Linked DNA regions of Homo sapiens: region 2 is linked to region 1. A link is a contact called in ENCODE Hi-C or POLR2A ChIA-PET data. All regions are on one chromosome and are shown on one strand. Each heading gives the region's core, a stretch centred on a gene start or an enhancer-like site at or near the end of the contact. The rest is flanking DNA. Distances are from core to core; before and after follow the strand shown. Region 1 holds the start of LINC02967 (long intergenic non-protein coding RNA 2967). Region 2 overlaps SYNDIG1 (synapse differentiation inducing 1).

Region 1 (4,742 bases), core at 448-2,947:
AGTAAGGGGATTTATGGGAACTCCTACCTGGAAAATCTAGTGGTAAGTGAGTTTCAGGGTGGGCTCGATCTAGGGGTTTGTCATGACTGAGTCTCTACAATTCTCCCCCTTCCAGCTTCTCCTGAGCCTGGCTGCCCCTGTGTACCAAAAAGGCTGTCAGCAGCTTAGGGGCTACACACAGCTTCATACATATCCATGGGAGGGAAAGTGGGACAGAGAGAGGGGTAGATACTTTTCTCCCACAATGATAGAACATAAGTCTTTCACAAGACGCTGACTGAGCCACCTTCCATCCCTGCCCACCTCTAAAGCAACTGAACCAAAGTGGGCCAAGAAGAATCGCTGCATGAGCTGGAATGGGCCGGCCCCTCCTGCACCGGGCACTGCAGGACCACAGTCTCCACTGCCCCAGCTGTGCCCAGCATTGCGGGAAGCAGGCGGCCCCTGCGCAGGTTCATGAAGCTCACTTACTGCTAGATTCTCCAGGTAGGAGTTTCAGAAATCCCTTTACTGTTTAAAACCATTCCAGTTGGGTTCTCCAGTTTTGGTTGGCTTTGTTTTTCAGCATGGAGGAGCTGCAGCTGACACAGGTGAGCAGCAGCTCTGTGGCTGGGTCAGTATCAGGGGTGAGAGTTGCCAGTGGCCAGCAAGTGGGGAATGGTGAGGGCTAGAGAGGCTGGAAATGGCATTTCTCCGAAGAACCGAGAGCCCTCCTGGGAGGCTTAGACTTTAATTCTCTCTGGACACACTTGAGCAGATGACGTTCCAAAGGTGCCACACCAGTACGTCCCTCCCATCTGCTTTCTGGTGATAGGACCTGACACTGTCCCACCAAGAGGTGGGGTCTGCTTGGTTTCCCATCTCTTGAATCTGAGCGGGTCTGCAATTCTGGCAAAAGTGATACTAGGTGACTTTCGAGGCTAAGTCATAAAAAAGGATGACTTCCACTTGCTGCTCCAGGGAACTCTCATGCTCAGAGCCCGGCCACCAGGCTGTGAGGAAGCCCAGGTGGCCACCAGGCAGGCCACGTGGAGGCGTTCCCACCCCAGCCCACCGAGATCCAGCCAGCAGCCAGCGCCACTCCAGATATGTGAAGGAAGAGCCTTCCATGATGCCAGGCCCCACCCTCGGATCCCCCAGCTAGCATCCCAGACCTGGTGGCCACAGGCCCCCACCACGTGGTCCCGATCCCTGGCCTCAGAAGGTCTGAGAATGATGGAAGGGATGGTGGCTCCAGGACTAAGCTTTGCAGTGACCCGTGCAGCTAAGTTAAGTGGAACCCTCCAACCCCCAAACGCCGAGATTCTCCACGCCAGAGGCCCGGTGGGTGGGTGAGGGGCCTGCCAAGCCTGGGAGATTTATTTGCAGGATTTTCCCCACGGACTCATAACTGAAATCGCAGAAGGCCTTGCGGTTTAGAGGCCCTGTCTCATGCCCCAAATTGCATTTTCCCGGAAAGGGCTCAGGGCGACTGAGGTCCCCACCGCCGCTGCGGAGCAGGCTAGGGACTGGGGCAGGTCCCGGCACAGGGGAGGGGGGCGGGGGCGCTGCCAAGGTCTCACAGCTGAAGAGGGAAGCCAGCCGGGGCCTACGGAAAGCTGGAAAATGCGCTCAGGCCGGGCCGTGCTCATGGCTGGGATCACAGCGCCACCCTGTGGCCGACGCTCTCCTTCGGCTCGCAACAGTCTGGAGAAATTGAATTGCATTCTTCATGGAGAAACACAGACCGAAAAAGATCTTCCAGCCCAGCAGCAAGAAAACCACCACTGACTTTTAGAAGTCGAGTGCAAACAGAACAGAAAGGTAGTGAACGCCACCTCCCCCTGACTCCTCTCTTTCTCTGGAAATCTGCCCCAGGAGGTTTTGTGTTTCTTTCATACATTGTTTTTGCACAGAAAAAGTCTCTCTCATGCACACATGAGACTCCTGAGACCACCTCACTCCTGCCCTGCACACTTTGTGCACACTCCTGGATCAGCGATGCCCTTCTGTCTCCTGGCACACGCAGGCCACAGCCAGAGGCCACCCCCACCCCACTGGCAAGTTGGCGTCTGCAGGCAGAGTTCACGGGTCACTCAATCCCAGGCCTGGGCCCAGCAGGGGCCTGAGTGGTCCTTGCCCACAAGGCGGACAGCCTTGAGGACCCAGGAGCCAGGACCATGCTGCCGGGGCCTGATCCCCAGCCTTGCGTAACTTCTGGCAACTTCTTGCTCTCTGCATGCCCGTTTCCTTGTCTGTAAAATGATAGGATTCAATGAAGACACAGCTGGTTCAAGAGATCTGTTGTACAACGTGGTGACTCTAGTTAGTGACAGTGTACACCTGCTTGAACATTGCTACATAGGATCTTAAGTGTTCTTATGGAATGAGACCACCACTTCTCCTGTTGTCCTTCCCAGCTTCCCCACCTCCCCTTTTCCCTAGTTTATAAGACAGTAGAAAAGGGAGAAAGCAAAAAGTTGGAAAGAAACAGAAGTAAGATAAATAGCTAGACGACCTTGGCGCCGCCACCTGGCCCTGGTGGTTAAAACAATAATAATAATATTAACCCCTGACCAAAACTACTGGTGTTATCTGTAAATTCCAGACATTGTATGAGAAAGCACTGCAAAACTTTTTGTTCTGTTAGCTGATGTATGTAGCCCCTAGTCACGTTCCTCACACTTACTTGATCTATCATGACCCTTTCACGTGGACCCCTTAGAGTTGTAAGCCCTTAAAAGGGCTAGGAATTTCTTTTTCGGGGAGCTCAGCTCTTAAGACTTGAGTCTGCCGATGCTACCAGCCGAATAAAAACCTCTTCCTTCTCTTCCTTCTTTAATCCGGGTCTGAGGAGTTTTGTCTGCGGCTCATCCTGCTACATTTCTTGGTTCCCTGACCGGGAAGCGAGGTGATTACTGGATGGTCGAGTCAGCCCCTTAGGCAGCTTAGGCCTGCCCTGTGGAGCATCCCTGCGGGGGACTCCGGCCAGCTCGAGCGACGTGGATCCTGAGAGCGTTCCCGGGTAGGCACTTGCCCCTGTGGAACGCCTCATCAGAGCAGTGTATGGCAGGCCCCCATGGAGGATCAACGCAGTGGCTGAACACCAGGAAGGAACTGGCACTTTAAGTCTGGACATCTGAAACTTGGTAAGACTGGTCTTTGGAACTTGCCCCACTCCATTTGAGTGGAAGCGTGGCCTGATCACCCATGGTGTGCCTGTACTGGCATTTTGGTTTTTGTTTTTGACTTGACTTGAATTGCTTGATACTTTGGTTTTGGTTTTGACCTGGCTTGGATTTCTGGATGCTCTGATTTTGGTTTTGATTCTGTTTGGTGTAAACTGAAAAAGTGTGTTTGTGCCCTTTTAACCCGTTCTTTGTTCTGTGGTGTGCGTGGTATGAGCTTGGTGTTTTGTCTCGAGGAAACATGGGTCAGACACAAAGTAAGCTCACTCCACTAGGAACTATGTTGAAAAATTTTAAGAAGGGATTTAATGGACACTATGGGGTTACTATGACATCAGAGAAACTTAGAACTTTGTGTGAAATAGATTGGCCAACATTAGAAGTAGGTTGGCCATCAGAAGGAAGCCTGGACAGATCCCTTGTTTCTAAGGTATGGCACATGGTAACTGGTAAGTCAGGACACTCAGACCAGTTCCCGTACATAGACACTTGGTTACAGCTGGTGCTAGACCCCCCACAGTGGCTAAAAGGGCAGGCAGCAGCAGTGCTAGTAGCAAAGGGACAGATAGCCAAGGAAGGATCCCGCTCCACCTGCCAAGGGAAATCAACTCCCGAAGTTCTGTTCAACCCAACATCAGAAGATCCATTGCAGGAGATGGCACCAGTGATCCCAGTGGTGCCCTCCCCTTACCAGAGAAAGAGGCTCCCCACTCTTGAGCCCACAGTGCTTGCACCTCCACAAAACAAACATATCCTTAGGCCACCCAGAGTAAACAAGAGAGGAGTTGAAGCCTCCGGAGAAACTCCTCCCTTGGCAGCTCATTTAAGACCCAAAACTGGGATACAAATGCTCCTGAGAGAGCAGCAGTATACTGGGATAGATGAGGATGGTCATGTTGTGGAGAGGCATGTTTTTGCATACCAGCCCTTCACCTCTGCCGACCTTCTCAACTGGAAAAACAATACCCCGTCCTATACTGAAAAGCCACAAGCTCTAACTGATTTGCTCCAAACTATTATCCAGACCCATAACCCCACTTGGGCTGATTGCCACCAGCTGCTCATGTTCCTCTTTAACACAGATGTAAGGTGGAGAGTGCTCCAAGCAGCAACTAAGTGGCTAGAGGAACGTGCACTGGCTGATTACCAAAATCCCCAAGAGTATGTAAGGACCCAGTTACCAGGAACCGAACCCCAGTGGGACCCAAATGAAAGAGAGGATATGCAAAGGCTAAACTGATACAGGGAAGCTCTCTTGGAAGGATTAAAGAGGGGATCCCAGAAGGCCACAAATGTTAACAAGGTCTCTGAGGTCATTCAGGGAAAAGAAGAAAGTCCAGCACAATTCTACGAGAGATTGTGTGAGGCCTATCGTATGCATACTCCCTTTGATCCTGATAGCCCTGAAAATCAGTGCATGATTAACATGGCTTTAGTTAGTCAAAGCACTGAAGACATTAGAAGAAAACTGCAGAAACAGGATGGGTTTGCAAGGATGAATACATCACAGTTATTAGAAGTAGCTAACCAGGTGTTTGTAAACAGGGATGCAGTAAGCTGTAAGGAAAATTGCAA
Region 2 (5,144 bases), core at 153-2,652, 280 kb before region 1:
GTCCCCTTTTGATTCTAGTTGATCACCCTGGAAGAAATGGCAGCATTCAATTCCTCCATCCTTTTTTCCAGTTCGCAAGGGCTGGTTCCCTGGACCAGCAGCATCAGGGTCATCTGGGAACGTTTTAGGATCGTGAAGTCTCGTCAGCTCCCAAGACCTGCTGACTCGGAAGCTCTGGGGACGGGGCTGGCAGTCTGGGTGTGAATGCCCTCTGAGGTTGCTGTGGAGACTCCTGAGGTAACACATGCTGAAGTCAGCCTGTCCTAATGGACCAGGCTCTTGGTTAGGAGCCCCAGCACCTAGGGGAGGCCGTGGTTCAGGGTTGTTGGGGTGTGGGCACAGCACGTGACACCCGCACCAGCCGCTCTCACCTTTTCACTCCTGCCCTCCCAGGTCACCTGCATCCGCCAAACTCTGCCTGGGGTTCCCTTCGTTATCAGCAGAGCACATAGACACATGTCTGGATTTGTTTATTCATTGTCTTTTCAAATATAGTGTACTCAACTTGGAAAACAGAAGGAGGAGGAAGAGAATGGAGAAAGAAAGCATGAAAACTGAACCTCTCCTCCATGCCCCTTTCTCAAAGCCCCTCCTCCAGGGGGACCCCGTCTTTCTGTGCCTTTATCAATGTGTGTGTGGGCAGTTTTGATTTACACGTAGAAGACCATCAAAGTGCAATGCAGCTTGCTTTTTCACATAATGTAAATACTTCTGGTATCTGCATATAAACACCAGCATTGACATTTTTAATGATTTTGTAGCATTTTGATGTATGAATTGCAATAATTTCATTACAGTAATGTTTTCCCTAAAAATGGACATATCAATTGTTTTCAACTTCTCCTTTTGCAAATATAGGATATCCACAAGTGAAATTCCACCAAGTCAAAGGTTATTCACATGTAAATTTAGCTACATACTGTAACTTCTCCTCCAGAAGTCCGTACCAGTTTTCATTCCTATTAACAAAATGTGAATGCCTGTCTTTCCCACCTGAGCTCAGTGTTCCATTTTCAACAATCTGATAGATAAAATAAAAGATATTGTCAGTTTCAGTTTGTGTTTCATTGGTTACTATAAAGCTGAACATCTTTATGTGTGTTATTTTTTTTCCTGCTTTTATTTCCCGTATAAATTTCTAGTTCTACATTTACCATTTTGTATTGGGTGTTCACATTTTATTAATTTGTAGACCTTATTTTTCTGACACAGTTTTTAGTCTGCTGTTCATGAGCTTTACTGCAAACATGTCCTCCTGCCAGACTTGGCTGTCAGTGGTGCCTCTTGCTGTAGAAAGGAGTCCTGGAGTATCTTCAGTGGTTGCTGGAGGGAAGCTTCCAGGGCACTACAGTCCAGTTCTTTACAGCTGCTGAGCATTGGTTGTGCGGTGTCTCACAGTGACTCAGCAGAAGACAGAGCCTGCACTAGTGTCTCCCAGGCATCATCGGATCCTGCAGCTCCCACACGGCAGCCCCAGGAGCAGCCTGGCAGTGTGACTCAGCAGCTTTCCTTGCCTGTTCTGAGGGGGCGCAGCTGGGGACAGCACGGGCTTCTGCCCACTCCTCACCCTGCCAGCGGGAAGCCTCCAAGACTTGGGAAGGAAAGGCAGTGAAGACCTCACTTGTCTCCTGCTGGGCCGTGGGCCCAGGTGCTGGCTTCACGGTGGTGACTCATGAACACACGAAGAATTGGGTGTGCAGAGGAGGAGAAACCATGCAGTGAAGAGCCCCATCGTCCTGTCACAAAATCCACTGCTAACTTTTTATTTCTACACCTATCTCCTCATGCTTCACAGAACCTCTGACCAAAGCAGCTTCCTCTTATCATTCACAGATTTTATAACTTTCTGCCTTTCCGAACGCGCTCTTCATTCCTGGTCATCTTGCATAATTTCCCGCCCGTGATTCTAAAGAAGAGAACCTATTGCTATGATAAAAGCTCACTGCAGATTCAGGGACATTGCACCTTATCCCAGCGGACACCAAGGGTCTCTGTGCTGGTTGGGTCTTGCCTCCAGTTCTCATCTTTCTTATTAAATACTTAAGTTTCTAAACTGGAGACTTTTCTTGATGAGGAGGCCGACTAAAGGAGTACCTTTTTATAAGCTTTTTTTACAATTACATTCACATCACAAAACACGTAGTTTTGTAACAGTGCAGTTATTCACACATGCCTCTTGTTTTTCAGAGCACCCTTTTCTCCCCTTCTGTGTTGAGGGTGGATCTCACGGCCACACAGTTAACCTATGTTAACCACCTCGACTGCCCTTCCAGTTTCCTCCACACTCAGCCATTTGCATATGCACACACATCTAGCACCCGGTCACCATGCCATCTACCACTGTGGGGACCCTCTCACCAGTTTATTCTCATGAGAGTAAACACACTTTCTGTATCTCAATGTTTTCACTGACAATACTTTCCAATATTCTGGAAATTTTGTAGTTATTGTCTTTAGCATTCATGAAATACCTGCATAACAATGACTGTCGTTGACCCAGCTGTCTTTCCAACACTGCTTGTTCACTGTTGTCTGGACTTTGGGGGGGCTCTATGAACAATGTTCCAATCAAATGTAGTTTTTGGTGAAAGTTTATATCCATATTTGCCGGTATATGAGACTGGGCTGCAAATAGGGTACTTCAATTTTCATGAGAAAGCTTAACTTCTTTTCATCATGCATAAGTTGGAAGTGATTTTCATCTATTATTGAAGCTGCGTCATTGTTTGGGGTAAATACCCAAGGTTCATTGTCTCGTGCCAAGGGAATAGAGGAAATGGACATACAAGAAGTGTATTTAAGAGTGGAGGTTTAATAGGCAAAAGAAAGAGAAAAGAGAACAGCTCTCTCTCCTGCAGAGAGAGAGGGGCACCTGAGTGGGTCTTCTAGTCCATGGCAAAGTACATGGGGTTTTATAGACTGGCTTGAGGAGGCAGTGTCTGATTTACATAGGGCCCAAAGATTGGTTGGACCAGGTGTGCCATTTACATAGCACACAAAGAAGCTGGCCACCTCTCCCTAATGTTTTACTATGCAGATGGGGTCTCTACCTGGCCAGTGCCATGTTGTCTGCTCCTTACTGTGCACGTGGTTGACAAGGAAAGGAGATGATGGAGTGCCATGTTGAACCTGCCTGGCCACCATGTAGCCTTTTCCTATTGGCACAGCTGCTGGCATTCACCCATGCAAGCTTCCAGCTTATCTATGTCTGCAGCTCAATTTTACAGGCTGCTCTTTGTTAGAAAAGAAGTGATTTGGGGGCTGCTTTTCATTAAAAGGAAAATCTTACCAAGGACTCTCTTACCCTCGCTATCTGCCTAAATAATTTCTTTTTAACTGCTATATCATTATTATAAGATAAAATCTATATTGATCATGTCAACAGACCTAGGTTCTGCCTGGGGCGCAGTAGGAAATCACAAGTTGCAATTGAGGCCTTGCATACCATCCAAGAGGCTCCTGAGAATTTTCCCCTGCACATGGGAAGTCATTGCTTGACCTTTTCCCTGTGGGGGATCCTGCAAGGCAGTTCCCTGCAGCCACGGGCAGGGCCCGGGGAGGGCAGGCTGCTGCAGCCTCAGCAGCCCACCCTTCCAGCAGCTGAGGAGGGTACATTGGCTGGGAAGAGGGGTCTTGGTACAGCTCCTACAGAATCCCACATGGAACTACATGCAGCATAGATGCCAAATACATAGTGAACAGAGGAGTGAACAGCGAGCAAGAAACCCAGCACTCTGTGGTGTGTCTCATATGGTAATTACAAGCCACATGGTAATTTACGATTCCTTCCCTTCAGAGCTACATTTTCTTCAAGTCCCTTCCACGTCCCCTCCCTCCACTCTAACAGCCTCTTCCCTGTGAAAAGCAGTGGCATTGGAGAGACAGAAAGAATAGGCCCATAAAGACAACCCTCTCATTCAGAGACATCAGCCCTCAGAGGTCCCACCTAGCCACTGGATCTTCTTCATGAAGCCTCTTGCTCACCTAGAAAACCCCAGCAAAATGTGGGCTCTCCAGACTTCTGCCACAGAGAAGACCCTTCTAAAATGCTGATATTCCTAGATGTGATACAGATCAAGTCACTAAAGTCCTAAATTTCAAATCAAGGAAGGAAGGGGGAAGGTGATGCCAGAAACAGAACAGGCAAAGAGCAGAGCAGGTGCTCTGCCAGCAGGCACCAGTCAAAGGTCCAGCAGTAAAAGGTGTACAGGTGTCACCAAGAGCCTCAGTCACCACAGCAGGGCAGAGGCAGTGGGCTGCACCCACCTAGTTGGCTGGTGTAGACCACCCTGGCTCCCTTCGAGTCTCCCCAGCCCCAGAACACCCCTCAACTATCTGTAGACTCCTCTGTGTAGTCAAGACTTCTTGGCAGAAATCCAGGGCTATCCTAGAAGCATCTTAGAAACTGCTGCGACCTGGAGGGGTTAAATGCCTTGACCAAGGCCACAGCTAGTTAATGGCCAAGCTGGGACTAACATCCAGTCATCCAGTGTCCGAGAGAGTGTTCCCTCCAAACACTGCATCATTTAGCCTCACGCAGTCCTAAAAAGTGGAGGTGAATGAGTTGCCCAAGTGAAGCGGGCACGGCTCACCTCTCAGTCACAGAGGAAAAGCAGCCAGCTCAAAGCTGCACTGTCAACTCATACCAAAGCTGGTCACCCCAGTGACAGTGCAGGGCTGAGAAGGACAGAAAAACCAAGATGGATGCTGCAGGTGCAAAATCGGATTTTTTAAAAAAGGGAATATAACTGACAAGTTTGCATATATATATTAAGAACAGCAATGTGGTATAAGGTAAAAATAGAAATTGTTTTATTTATTATTTATTTGGAGACTGTCTCCAGAGGGTCTCACTCTGTCACCCAGGCTAGAGTGCAGCGGCACCATCAGGACTCACTGCATCCTCCACCTCCTGAGCTCAAGCGATTCTCCCATCTCAGCCCCTTCCCGAGACGCTGGGACTACAAACATGTACCACCATGCCCGGTGAATTTTTTGTATTTTTTTTAAATAGAGACTGGGTTTCACAACGTTGCCTAGGCTGGTCTCAAACTCCTGGACTCAAGAAATACCCCCACTTTGACCTCCCAACGGGCTGGGATTACATGAACCACCACACTCAGCCTGGAATTTGTATGTTTTTA

What was found. Hi-C counts contacts between places; a loop is a spot of excess contacts on that map. ChIA-PET counts read pairs that join two places held with the same protein, here RNA polymerase II (POLR2A). Pooled maps may share reads with other maps.
Region 2: a loop to region 1 is called in a map of dorsolateral prefrontal cortex, with 2.5 times the contacts of the local background. The contact joins the enhancer-like site here to the promoter of LINC02967 in region 1. A Hi-C loop is called at or near these places in 1 of 168 maps with a recorded cell type or tissue (dorsolateral prefrontal cortex), 4 of 37 single-sample maps with no recorded cell type and 3 of 50 pooled maps. POLR2A ChIA-PET finds 5 or more read pairs at or near these places in 1 of 52 experiments (HCT116).

Annotation. Positions count from the first base shown.
Region 1 is chr20:24,916,867-24,921,608 of GRCh38, forward strand. LINC02967 (long intergenic non-protein coding RNA 2967) reads left to right here and starts at 1,698. Exons shown (of 3, transcript XR_001754563.2): 1 at 1,698-3,128. RefSeq lists enhancers at 1,299-1,368, 1,635-2,268 and a silencer at 1,519-1,578.
Region 2 is chr20:24,633,534-24,638,677 of GRCh38, forward strand. All of the region lies in intron 3 of SYNDIG1 (synapse differentiation inducing 1), which reads left to right. Among named protein-coding and RNA genes, the nearest start is that of SYNDIG1, 170 kb to the left of the region's middle. RefSeq lists enhancers at 184-836, 920-2,119, 1,001-1,839, 5,054-5,144. Within about 2 kb of position 1,403, at least 5 of the 41 ENCODE cell types and tissues checked have a DNase peak (open chromatin) inside an H3K27ac peak, as active enhancers do; they include HCT116 and dorsolateral prefrontal cortex, where a contact is called at or near this core.